Regions from separate parts of the Homo sapiens genome. Here region 1 is linked to region 2. A link is a loop called in an ENCODE intact Hi-C map of the cell type or tissue named here. Cell type or tissue: A673. All regions are shown on one strand. Links, peaks and the distances in the headings refer to the core of each region. The heading gives the core; the rest is flanking DNA.

Region 1 (6,636 bases), core at 2,691-5,190, 280 kb before region 2:
TTTTCTATTACATTCTAAGCATCCAGATCCTGTCTTCCTCCTCTGAGTGCTATCCTACCTGCTCTATTTAGCTCTAAGGTTTTCAAGCATGCATGACAGAATATAGTGAGGTATTAGTAAAAAGATTTTTTTAATAGAATAAGAAGGTCATTAATTTTTATAAATATTATATATGTGTATATATCTGTGTCAATCTATATTGTATGTGCATGTCTACTTATCTCTGTATTTGTCTCTTGGGAGAGAGAGATGGTACCATCACTTGGAATGTGGGCCATATAGTCACATCGCTACAGAAAGTGAAGCATCTTCAGGGAAGCTGACAAGCAACAACGAGCAGACATTGAGAGCGGTATGCTCACTTACTTGCTCTCACTGTATTGAGACACTGAAGTTTATGTATGTCTGTTTCAGTGGATTTACATATCATATCATCTAGCGGACTTTAATTCGCCCTTGTAAAATCAGAAGAGTGCTAAAAAAGTTTCTGTAAGGAATCTGTGGTTTGGCCATAATTTAATAATGCTAGAACAAATAAACAAGGGAATGGCTCAGCTGATACATCCCTGCAGCATCTCTGTCAACAACTGTAGAGACAAAAATAATTACTGCCAGTAGTATCCAATCAGACAGATATTAGGAAAATTAAGCATACATTCTACCCCTGTAAAGGAGAGATTTTAATTATAGTTAACAGAGTAACTGATTTTCAATAGACACTTGTACTATGCAGAGAATATTTTTAAAATTGGATATTCTGAAATGTCACCATAGATATGTGATTTTGTCGAATTTATGCTAATCAAATAAACCTCTATTTGGATACTTTAATAACTTAGAAGCAAAACACAAAACAAACTTAAAAACATTATTTTATGTCAAATGTAAAAATGTTGTATATACAGATTTGATTTATTTGTTTAAAATATCAAAGTTCAATTTATTTCTTCCAATTTACAGGATAAGTTATTGACATCAGAGAGGATAAAGAACAATAAATAATTTCAGTGTCTTACATAAATATATGAATACAGATATTCAGAAAGTACAGTGAAGATATAGAAGAACTGATCAGTTCTGTCACAGGAGCATGTGGTTGGAGGATTAAAACAAAATTTTCACATTCTTAAGTTGACTCCTTTTTTTTTTTTTTTTTGAGACGCAGTCTTGCTCTGTCGCCCAGGCCGGACTGCAGTGGGGCTATCTCGGCTCACTGTAAACTCCACCTTCTGGGTTCACGCCATTCTCCTGCCTCAGTCTCCCGAGTAGCTGGGACTTCAGGCGCCCGCCACCACGCCCAGCTAATTTTTTGTATTTTTAGTAGAGACGGGGTTTCACCATGTTAGCCAGGGTGGTCTCCATCTCCTGACCTCGTGATCCGCCTTCCTTGGCCTCCCAAAGTGCTGGGATTACAGGCGTGAGCCACCGCGCCCGGCCAAGTTGACTCTTTAAGGATGCATCAAGGAGATGACGGAGAAATTATTTCAGAGACAAAAATACCAGGTGATCAGCCTTTGAAACACACTGATGCATTCAATAGAGTAACTGCAAGAGTGAAGCTGACAAAGATTCTCTCCTTGACCAAACTCTACTCAGGCTTCCTGAATGTTTCAACTAGGCTTCAACTTTTAGACTCCCATGTTTTTGTCTGTGTTGTCTAATTTTGGCAAAAATTCTGCTAAGCCAATTCAACCAGAACACCCCACCCTTCATATCCCATCACCCTCAATACCTAATCAGGTTCCTCATCCTCCACCATCCCTCAGGGGATGTCTGATCCCCTTGGCCTGCCTTCAGCAAGAATCTTGTTAGATCAGTTTAGCCAGAATCTCCATTATGTTGTTGATGTTTTTGATGTTTTCTCTTAGTAATTTTTCATACTAGCCCCACAATGCTCCTGGGCTATAAATCCCCACTTGCTCACTTGTATTCTAAATTGAGCCCAGTCCTATACTCTTCTCCCCTATTGCAATAATCTTGAAAGAATTTTGTTTTTCACCACTTTAATGACCTTCCAGTTCTGGTTTTCTTTGACAAGCACTGCTGAAATGATGCTTCCTAGGTGTAGGCAATGGTTAGAGCTGAAGCTGGAGAATTAGATCGGTTAATCAATTTCACTGTTCTAAAGAATATGACCCCTCGGCCAGGCGCGGTGGCTCATGCCTGTAATCCCAGCACTTTGGGAGGCTGAGGCAGGCAAATCATGAGGTCAGGAGTTCAAGGCCAGCCTGGCCAACATGGTGAAACCCCTGTCTCTACTGAAAATACAAAAAATTAGCTGGGCATAGTGGTGGGCACCTGTATTCCCCACTACTTGGGAGGCTGAGGGAGGAGAATTGCTTGAACCCGGGAAGCAGAGGTTGAATTGAGCTGAGATTATGCCACAGCACTCCAGCCTGGGCGACAATGCGAGACTCTGTCTCAAAAAAAAAAAAAAAAAAAAAAAAAAGGAAAAAGAAAGAAAGAGAAAAGAATATGGCCCCTCAAGGTTTTAGGACACTGCCATGGTTAGGTTTACACTATGGAAAGACCACCCAGGCATAAAAATAGATAATTGTATAGGAGTAGCCAGTTAGTTTGCAAGAAGAAAGCCCAGTAAGAAGATACTTGAAATATGACAAGATAACAGATACTGAACTGCTGAAAAGAACTTGAAGCAATGGTGACAGAGATAAAGGGTGAAATGGAAAATAGCAAACAATTTTTGATGTAGCCCACACACTTGGCTGGGCCAAAGGAGAAAGGTTATGCTATGAAAGTTATGCACAAGAATCAGAGTCACTCAGTTTAGGCATCTACATTAAAGACGCAGGGGTCAAGGCATTTGGTTCTGGTTATATTATTCAAATACACTCTCAGAGATCACAGCTCATCTAATCACTCCTCAGAATTACTTTTTTCTGCTTTCCAAATATGAATGCTAAAATTCGTCCCATGATTACTGATAATATCATGATCTTTAAAGATATGGAAACAATGGCACTAGGCAACACAGAGTATTTCTAAACCTTGCTTGCAGGGAAATATGAAGATGTCTAAGCAATAGAACTGTTCTAAATACTTTTTGAATGATCATGTTTATGTAAAGACATTCCATGGTAAACAGTGGAAGCATATTCTGTAGTAACATTTCACCTTTGATAATAGTGGCATGTGCCAGGCTGTGAGTGACCAGGTGCTAATGTTGCATTGGTCCAATCTGTGCAGCATGAGCAGGCAACTGACTGTGACCCACGATAAAAAAATATTGTCAAAGGTTAGATTGTGTTGAAAGAATACCATAACTTTTATGGAATGAAGATCACTTGTTACAAATGGAAATTACTCAATATGTACAGGCTGGTAAAAAAAAAAAATGAAAATCTGAGGTATAACAGAAGCAAGTAGAAGATGTAGATTATCTGTTCAGAAGAGCTACTACACCATTCTCAACTTAAGTTTTTCTAGTTGTGTCAAAATCCACATGCCTGGCTGAAGTTCAACCTAGGTTTCCTGATAAATTATTTTCTATCAAATTATAACATGGTCAATTTGGAGAAGTGTGTTAAAAATTCTGATTTTCAGAGGAGAGTTAGGAAAATGCCTGTGTTATGTTTAAGTCACTATACATTTTGAGTTTTATGTAATATTTTTCTATTTTCATGTGAATTAATTGTTTTTGTCCATATGAAGTCATGACTATATGCATGACATTCTTCAGCTGCATTCACATGATACATTTATATTCTACAAAGGGCCAAGATACATGTTCTAAAAAAAACTAATTTATTTGGTTATTTCTATCTTATAGGTCCAACTTTTTAAAATGGTTGTGCTATTTTGAATGAAAGATGTCTAAACTCTGGAAAAATCTTTAAGATAGCTTCTGAAGATTCTGGATAAAATGAACTTTAACATGATTTTGATGGGTTGTTTGTTGCAATTTATGTCCACTCCACCAGGGGGCAAGAGACAATATAGGAAGGAAGAGATGCAGTTCTGGATTTTACAGGCTTATGGAGTAGACCAATGTTTGGAACGCCATATGGTAGGTGACCCAACACCACGTGCCTTAAGAGTGGAGAGTAAAAAAGGGCTAGCTGGGGAGGCAGTGTCTGGGAAGGCCCTTAGGAAAAGTGAACATTTGATATGGTCTTGAAAGATGAGGACAGCATGTCAGTTAGAAAGAGAGGAGGAGAATTCCGGGTCAATGGAATACTTCATCCAAAACTAGAGATGAGATCTTGGATTCTAGCCTGAATCAGCCACAGTGAAAGCTCAATTTGACTATTTATGGCCCTTGGTGAGGCAGCAAGGAAGGGGAAAGCCAGGTTATCACATAAGGACATGCAAGACAGGAAAGAGGAACTCCAGTTGGATCAGGACAGATTTTGTATGCCAGGCTCAACAACTGGAGACTGATTTCCTTGACAAAGAGGAATAATTAAAAGTTTTAAGCTGAGAAGTAATATAATATCATAATGATCATTCTGACCTCAATGAATAACACAGAAGAGATACTAGTAATATGGAGTCTCATGAGAAGGTTAACCCATTCATGCCTGAGGTTGCAATTTTTAAATTTTTGCATGAGTGAAAAATCAGACATTGGCAATGACCTTGAGCAGCAGGATACAAATAACTCTCACATGCTTAGCATTCCAATAACAGAACACTAGGCATAAATTTGTTTTAGTAACATAGCTGAGGGTACTTAATGAGTTCATATATTATTGTATCTTCATACTTGTGAGGTAGGTATCATTTACCCTTTTTGCAAATGGAGAAGCTAATAGTGAGTTGATGTAAACTGTCTATGACCACTAAGAAAGATCCCTCAAGGATCAGCCACTAGAACCTCCTGTTATTTATTTTTTTCCCAACAACTCTGACTTCTTTATTTTTCTCTTAGCAGAAAGCAAAAACATGAGAAATAAAAGTATCTCTTGGCATTTTTTCTTCAAAAATGCTAACAATTGTTATTTTAAAATATTTATTCTAATATCTCATATACTTTATGCTTCCAATAATATACTTAAAAATTCAACAAAGATTAACTTCTAACAGATTATAAATGTGCAAATGTATCTAACAATAAGACCTGTCACCTTCTCTGTTAATGTATGAGTAGCATTCCAAACTGAGACATTCACAGAAAAAATAAAAGCTATTTTCTTTTTACATAAATCTCCAAAGGAAATTATAAAATTGCCTCTAAATTTCCAAGGAGACTATGCTGAATTTCATTTTGCTGTGGGAGGAGGGAGACACTTGATACCAGACATTCAGGTAAAAACCTCAATCCTGTGGAAATTCTAAATACAGGGAATTATAGGACAACCTGGGTCCCTTGAAGCCTAGTCCCACAGGGTTTTATTTTTATATCACCTGCATATTAATGCTCTAACTCTCATATCAAATAGAAATAGGCTTGAATATCACCTCTCTCCATACTAACTGGAACCCTGAGGAAGTCACACAGCATTACTTTTCTCCTTTTGTTCATCTCCACTGATGAACAAATGATATCACTTAGTTCATCAAAGGTCTGTTTTGAGGAGTATTTTAATCCATATAAAAGACTTTGTCTAATGTCTAGTCCAAAGTGTATGTCCAATGCATTGTAGCTGTTACTGTAATCACTCATTTAGAAATCACAGAATCAGAGCTAAAATGCACTTCAGCAATCATCTGAGCAACCATCTGATTTGGGTATTTAAAAAAACTGAGGTCTAGACAGAAAGTGTTTGCCCAAGGTGACATAGCTAATCCATCACAGAGCCGAGACTGTAACCCAGATAATTTAGATTCTGGTCTGGTGTCCTTTCTGCTATTACACACCAACTTCAGTGCTGCAAGATATTACAGCAGATGTGTTGCGGTTCTGTCTGGCATAACTGGGAGTAGCTGAAACTCAAGCAATTTGGATGTGCCCGGGGAATGGGTGAAATCAATGAGTGAGGCTCTTACTCTGGCATAGATTGAAGAATGAAGCACATGTATAATGTGTACTGCTCTCTTTCACCTTTGTGTTCTTTAGGATTTATGGATCTTCTTTCCACGTAGGAAGATGACTTCTTTGAAAGACAGGTAATGTGAGACACATGCCCTGAACTCCGGAGTGAATAGCAGCTGAAACAGCTGCTGGAGCCCCTATCCTGCCAGCAAGTATCCCCTTCATCTTCAGGCTGACAGAGAGCTGCTGGCTGCATCTGATCTGTCAGCTGCTTCACTCCTCCGGAATGAGCAAATAGTCTGTGCCCTGATCTAAGATGAGAAAAAACAACAGCCTAATCACTAAAAACTCTGCCACTGACGCACATGCAAATAGCAGTTTATAACAACAAAAAAGAGGCATATATGTAGCTGGCCTATAATTATTATATTAGACAATTTTATGGATAAGTGCCTGGCTACTCTTTGGGAGAGAAAAAAATAATCTCCCATCAGGATCTACCTACAGAAATATCAGCACTAATAATTTTCAGTGGGGGAATGCTTAGCTTTTTCAACATTAGCAATACTAAAAATAAAAAGCAATAATAATACTCTAAATGGTAGTGGTACTGTAACAATTCAGTTGATATTTTCTGCTCAAAGTCTTTACAATTGACAAGTCACCTCTTACACTGTATTTTATTTTTATGTGTTAAGTGA
Region 2 (6,636 bases), core at 1,941-4,440:
ATGGGATATTTAAGTTTCACTAGGCTTGTTTCCTTTCATATTTCTAACTTAGACCAGAGGTTATACAAGGCAGCTGTCCAGCATCCATACCATTAAGGTAGACTTCCCCTCATAATTTTAAGGTAGGATTCCTCTCACTTCTCTCAACTGGAAATGATCTGGATGTCATACCATGGATATGATTACAATGATATATTACCTAATTAGATAGAGCAATATCTCCTGACACCCTATACTTACTTGGAGTTAACATAAAACACTAATATTGTAATTAAAAGAGGCTAATAAATATTTTTTCAAAGGGCATATGAAGAAGGTAATGTTAAAGAAATTGTTTGTATAACTGCTCAACTTTCTGAAGTGCATAAGTGGTTCTTGGCTAAAAATCTCCCCTTAAGAAACTATAATCGATCAGACCACACTAATATGATCCACAATACTACATATACCAGGATAAAGTAAACCAGTACTTCTGCTCATGCTGCCCCTTTCTGAGTGACATTTCTGCCTCTTTCATATTTGAGTCTCTGTCAGTGTAGTATCATCTTCTCCAGGAAGTCGACTTCAGTGGCCACCTGAATCATTAGGATTTCCTTTGCTCTATTCATGTAGTACTTGGCAAGCATTTCTATTATAGCATATAGCAAGTCATGTGCACATTTGTTTACATGTCAGATTCCCTGCCTCCTCTCAGTGTGAGGGGATGGAGGACAAGACTCCATCATCTGTGTATCTCCAACCATAAGAGCTAGCAAGGTACCTGATCTCTGGGAGCTATGGAAGGAATACATGCTGAGTAAATTTGTTACTGAATGACCTCGCAAACTTGGTACAGACTCCTGCTCTTACGTAAAGATAAGAAAAATCCCCTCATCATCTTTTATATATGTTGGTGAAGGGGGTGTGCCTCTGGATATGAGTTTAAAAATATAGCTACATGAATCTCCAAGATGTATTCATGAGGAATCTGAGATGAAATGAAGCCCCAGTTTCCTATACTTTAAAAAAACCCTCCTGCTTTAAATTTTTAGCTGAGAAAGCTATACTATTTACAGGGATTATGCTTCTACTAACAGGCTTGCATTTGTTTTTTAAATAGGACCCTCTATCATTTTCCCTTAGTTAGTTAGTAGCTGTCATGTATAAAATTACCACAAATAAAAGAAGGAGGTGGAATATAAATGTTCAGAGGCAACACAGCATGGTAGGCAGAGGTGAGAAAGGAGGTTGCAAAACACTTGTGTGGTTCCCCAGGGGGAGAGGAATGTAGAGCAAGTCACATCAGGAGCCTAGTGGCTGCTCTGTCCAGAGATATATGTACATTCATGTGTGCATATTATTTTTTTCTTAGAGGTATAATATGTTAGAATCTTTCTGATTATGTACAGGCTTCTGCTACTCATAACTTAAAATATCATGCATCTTGTTGCCGCATGTAGCTATGGCTGGGGCAATTCCTGCAAAACCTTCCTCAGCTTCCAGCCTCTTTTATCATATAGAAATTTAATTTCAGCAAGGAAGAAAGGACAAGCTAGACAGGGAGTCTCCTAGGTGAGGAAGCAAATTAGTGGGAAAGGAAAAGGACATATTCTGGCTCCAAAAATGGAGTTGTTCATCTCCAAAGTGCAATTGAATAGCTATCAGTATGGACAGTGGGGGAGCCAGTAAAGGATTTTAATCAGAAAAGATGCAAGATTGTATTTGCTTCTGGGGAAGGTCCAGAAAACTGCAATACTGGGGACAAACTGGAGGGTGCTGGGCATATCTGGATGAAAAAAGCAAAAGTGATAGGACAGAGTTGAGAGGAATATATTGAGGGGCTATTTAGACAATACTTAGGGAGGAATTAGAGATTTGAAGAAAGAAGGTGTTTAGGTGACTCTCAGATTTGAGCAGCCCCTTATATCATGGAGTCAGTACTTACCGTATTTGACTACTAGTCTAACGAGCCTTCTATCGCATTATATAATGCCTATTCTGACATCTAATTTCAGAATCTCAGATGAATCACCCAGTCCTTCTGTACTTCTTCATCATCAGACAAGAAAGGACAGCAATCTTAAATTATTCTCCCTACTTCCTACCCCCAATCCCATTTCCCAAACTTTTCTCTCTCCTCCAACAAAAGTAAGGTGGGAATCCTTAATCAACATTACTCAATCAACAGAATTAGGTAACCTCAAAACTGTGAGCTCTCCATCTCTGCAAATCCAGGAATGAGGAGGCATGGATCTCTAGGATGCTCACAGGAATTGTGTGCAAGGAGACCTAACTGGCATAAGGATGCAAGATCCCCCCAGTCTTCTCTAGCAGTGGACTGACTGATGTGGTACAATAGTATTTCCTAATGGAAATTAAAATATATGTGAACAATATACTTAATCAAGAATCTCTGATCAGGCTTTATTAACATGAGAGTCAGGCCACCAAAGGATTCTATGGACCAGTGTTAAAAAAAAAAAAATCTGGGTAGGATGGAACCATGCAAACAGGAGACCTGGGTTCTGGGTCAGCCTCTGATTTAGGTGAGCTGGGTAATTAAGGGCAACCCTGCTCTCAAACTTGGTTCTATTGTCTATAAAATAAGGAATTTGGACTCTAACGTCTTTCCCAGGTTTGGTGTTCTGTGCCTCAGGGAATTTCTATAAAATGTTGTTTCATGCTTTCATTTTCATGAACTCTAGCAAATGGGAACTAATGACTCATTCAAAGTAAATTAATTTACCTGGAGTCTGTTAGGGCAACAGAAATAGTATGGTTAAAAAATAGAACTGATATTTTTCTTCCTGCCAACCCAGCAAACATCAGAAACAGGAAAAGGCTTCGCTTAATAGTGAGACACCACGCTCCATGGGGTGTCACAGTTTACAACATACTTCACACGGAAGGCATCGACAAGCAGGGAAAAATACAACTTTTATTTTTTCTACTTGGAATTAAGAGTGTTTTTCATTGCACTCTATGCCCAGGGCTTTAGCGTTTGAATCAGGTGGTACAAAGCTGATGAAAGAGAGCCTGGAGCATTTGATGGCATTGTCTACTTGGGCTCTACAGCAGAACGGCGAATTCTGAGTTCGGCCCTCTAGTGGACACATACTCTTATTGCAAGTTTCTTTTACTAGGAAGCAGAATCACATCTACAACTGCGGGGGATCAATGGGTGAGAGAGAGAGGGACGCCGTTTCACATGATTTGTGTCTGTCACGGTCTGATTCTTAACTGTGACACATATAAAGACCACGAGACGTGGAGCTAAACAGTCCCAAGTCTGAGTGTATCCTAGGTTGGCCATTAGGGAGCTTTGTGGGTCCGGATCAATCTCAGAGTTCCAGTGTTTCCATTATATGAGTGTCTCCCCACGCCGGGCTTTGTTCTTTAAATGGAGTAATGCATCCACATATGCTTTGTGAAATGTAAGTGCTTGCTACCTACCAATTTCTATTATTAGTTACATTCTTAAAATACCTATTAGTTTTTTGAATGCCTAAACCATTTTCTCTCTCTCTCTTTTTTTTTTTTTAACTTTTAAGTTCAGGAGTGCATGTGCAGGTTTGTTATATAGGTAAACTCGTGTCACGGGGATTTGCAGTACAAATTATTTCATCACCCAGGTATTACACCTAGTACCCACAAGTTATTTTCTGTGATCCCTCCCGCTGGATAGTAGACCTTTGTTGGATGCAGTTTGCAAAAATTTTCTCCCATTCTGTAGGTTGTCCGCTTACTCTGTTGATAGTTTCTTTTGCTGTGTAGAAGCTCTTTAGTTTAATTAGATCCCATTTGCCAATTTTGCTTTTGTCCCAATTGCTTTCGGTGTCTTCATCAGAAGTACATGAGGTGATGAATACAATAACTATCCTTATTTGATCATCATACGACATATATCAAGATACCAAGTTGTACCCCATAAATATATACAAATACAATGTGTCCATTAAAATAATCAATTAAAAGTTTTTAAAAATGCAGAAGATAAACTTAAAAAAATCTCTAAATAGGTAAAATTTTATGTATTTGAATAAAAAATTATTCTTCCACATTTCTCCCTTTATCAATCACCTCTCATCCTTATTCAATGTCTTCTCTGAACTCACGATGGCACTATTAAGTGAAAAAAAACTTAGATAAAATTTGAATATTTACTTAAGACTTACCTCATTATTAACTGAAGAGTTAATAAGAGATCTGCAAAGTTCCTGAACTTAAATAAAAACAAAAGTTAATAGTTAATAGTTAAATAACTTAATAAGAAGATAATGCCACCTACCTATAAGAAATCCTCATTAAATATAAAGATAAAAGTAGGTTAGATGTTAACAAATGGAAAAGATAGCTATTTTGATAGTAGTCTTATTTAAGATGAAATTATTTCCCAAAGAGCTTCTCTACAAGTTGCTTAATATCTCTATGGTAAAAGAACCTAACATTTATAATTGACTATTTAAGAGTAATGGGATTATCTAGCCTTTTATCTTTTTATTTTCATTGTCCTATATGTTAACAGTAAATCACCAAAATTATCCTTACTGAGATAAAAACATTATCTCAAACTAATTCAAAAGCAATGAGTAATATGTGTGAAACAGACAAGATTAACTACCTCACTCTAAATATAAACGTACTCGCCTTCTTTCTTCCCAATACTTTCTCCAAGAAGCACACAAACCTTGCTGCACACAGAGAGCAGCTGACTATTATTGCAAAGCATTCCTCTTGTTTCCCCAGATGTGTTTGTGTATCATCTTAGTCTACACAATACACCCTCCCCTTTCCTCTCTTATCACACGTTTTTGAGAACACCTTTTAAATTAAAAAGTATCTTCAGTATTTATGAAATAGAGTGTTATTTTTTCTCTTTGAAACTATGCAATTAATATTCCAGTATAACCAAACAAAGTAGGTGAGCCTTCTGGGTTAGGATCTATGGTAACAGTCAGAAAGAAAAGCCATGCTTAAACTTTAGCAAGGAAAAAGGATGAGGAGGGAGGGCAAGGAGCAGGCAGTGATGCTGGAATGGGAAGGTGGGGTGTAATAATGGGCTGATTTGAGAGTCTGAAACAGAGGGCAGAAGAAAGTGCATTTCGGTGGGAGTGGGAAGAAGAAGTGGTCAGCCCACCCCCTCCAGGAGCCCCATATCCTGGCTTATATGTTCTGATGATACCCTAAACCTCAAGGAGACACTAGAGACTAGAGAACTTCTCTGCTGTGAGCCACACAAAAGTTCTAGCTTCCCAGAGACATTGGATTGCCTTCCTGAAATGCCTATCAGCCAAATCAAGACCCCTTCTACTCTTGCATAACACCATGAACTTTCCTTCATGGCCCTTATGATATTTTAGGTATACATTTATTTCTTTGATTATTTCTTTAATATTTGTATTTTCTAACAGATGATAAGCTTTGTTGCAGGTAAAGTTTTTGCTACTGTACAACAAGTGCCTGGCACTAAATGCTCAGTTAGTGTTTGCCGAATGAAAAAATGAATTATGTGGATGAGAAGGCCACTCTGCACTTCTCCAAGATAACTCTTCAGAAAGACTTGGCTCTTTCTTTCCTGCCTGCTGGCCTCTTATGTGAATAGTAAACCTAGTACAGTCATGTATCACTTAAAAATGGGGATGCGTTCTGAGAAATGCATCGTTGTGTGGACCTCACAGAGTATATTTACACAAACCGAGATGGTACAGCCTGCTCACCCCTAGGCTATTTGGTATAGCCCATTTCTCCTAGCACCTGTACAGCATTATAGCGTACTGAGTACTGTGTATGTATACTGAGTACTGTAGGCAGTTGTAACACATGAAAAGCATTTGTGTATCTAAACATAGAAAAGGTAAAGTAAAAACACAGTATAAAAGAAAAAAATGGTACACTTGTATAGGGCAATTACCATGAATACAGCTTACAGGACTGGAAGCTGCTCTGGGTGAGTGGTGAGTGAGTGGTGAGTGAATGTAAAGGCCTAGGACATTACTGTATGCTAAAGTAGATCTTATAAACACTGTACAAGTAGGCTACACTAAATTTATATAAAAATATTTTTTTTCTATAATAAATTAACCATAGGTTACTGTAATGTTTTTACTTTACAAACTTTTTTTTATTTAGCATTTTGACTCTTTTTTGGTAACAGTTTAAAACACAAATACATTGTACAGGTACACAAATATATTTTTTTCTTTATATCTGTGTTCTATAAGCTTTTTTCTATTTTTAAAATTTTTTTCTTTTCATTATTTTACTTTTAAAACTTTTCTTAAAAATAAGACACAAACACACACATTAGCCTAGGTCTACACGGGGTCAGGATCATCAATATCACCATCTTCCACCTCCACGTCTTGTCCCACTGGAAGGTCTTCAGGGGCAAGAGCATACATGGAGCTGTCAACTCCTATGAAAACAATGCCTTCTTCTGGAATCCCTCCTGAAGGACCCATCTGAGGCTGTTTTACAGTTAACACTTTTTAAATATAAATAGAAAAATACACTGTAAAATGACATTTTAAAATGCAGTATAGTAAATACATAAAGCAGTAAAAGTTGTTTATCAAGGATTATGTATTGCTGTACATGATTGTATTGCTAGACTTTTATATGACTGGCAGCCCAGTAGCTTTGTTTACACCAGCAACG

The links. A loop is a pair of places that touch in the nucleus more often than their neighbours do. Peaks named below come from ENCODE experiments on the same cell type or tissue, not always from the same donor. Only the 100,000 strongest peaks of a DNase experiment are listed, where the experiment ranks them.
Region 1: it touches region 2 in a loop (5-fold over the local background); 5 of 110 quality-filtered maps call a loop at or near these places.

What each region holds. Positions count from the first base shown.
Region 1 is chr7:136,685,225-136,691,860 of GRCh38, reverse strand. No RefSeq gene overlaps it. Among named protein-coding and RNA genes, the nearest start is that of CHRM2, 180 kb to the left of the region's middle. In A673, for the core only: a CTCF peak has its summit at 3,936 (motif pointing right); a DNase peak (open chromatin) is centred at 3,960.
Region 2 is chr7:136,402,835-136,409,470 of GRCh38, reverse strand. It overlaps LOC105375523 (a long non-coding RNA gene), which reads right to left. Exons shown (of 6, transcript NR_187964.1): 5 at 4,155-4,201. Among named protein-coding and RNA genes, the nearest start is that of MTPN, 430 kb to the right of the region's middle. In A673, for the core only: a CTCF peak has its summit at 3,093 (motif pointing left); a DNase peak (open chromatin) is centred at 3,080; H3K4me3 peaks cover 436 bases; H3K27ac peaks cover 1,713 bases.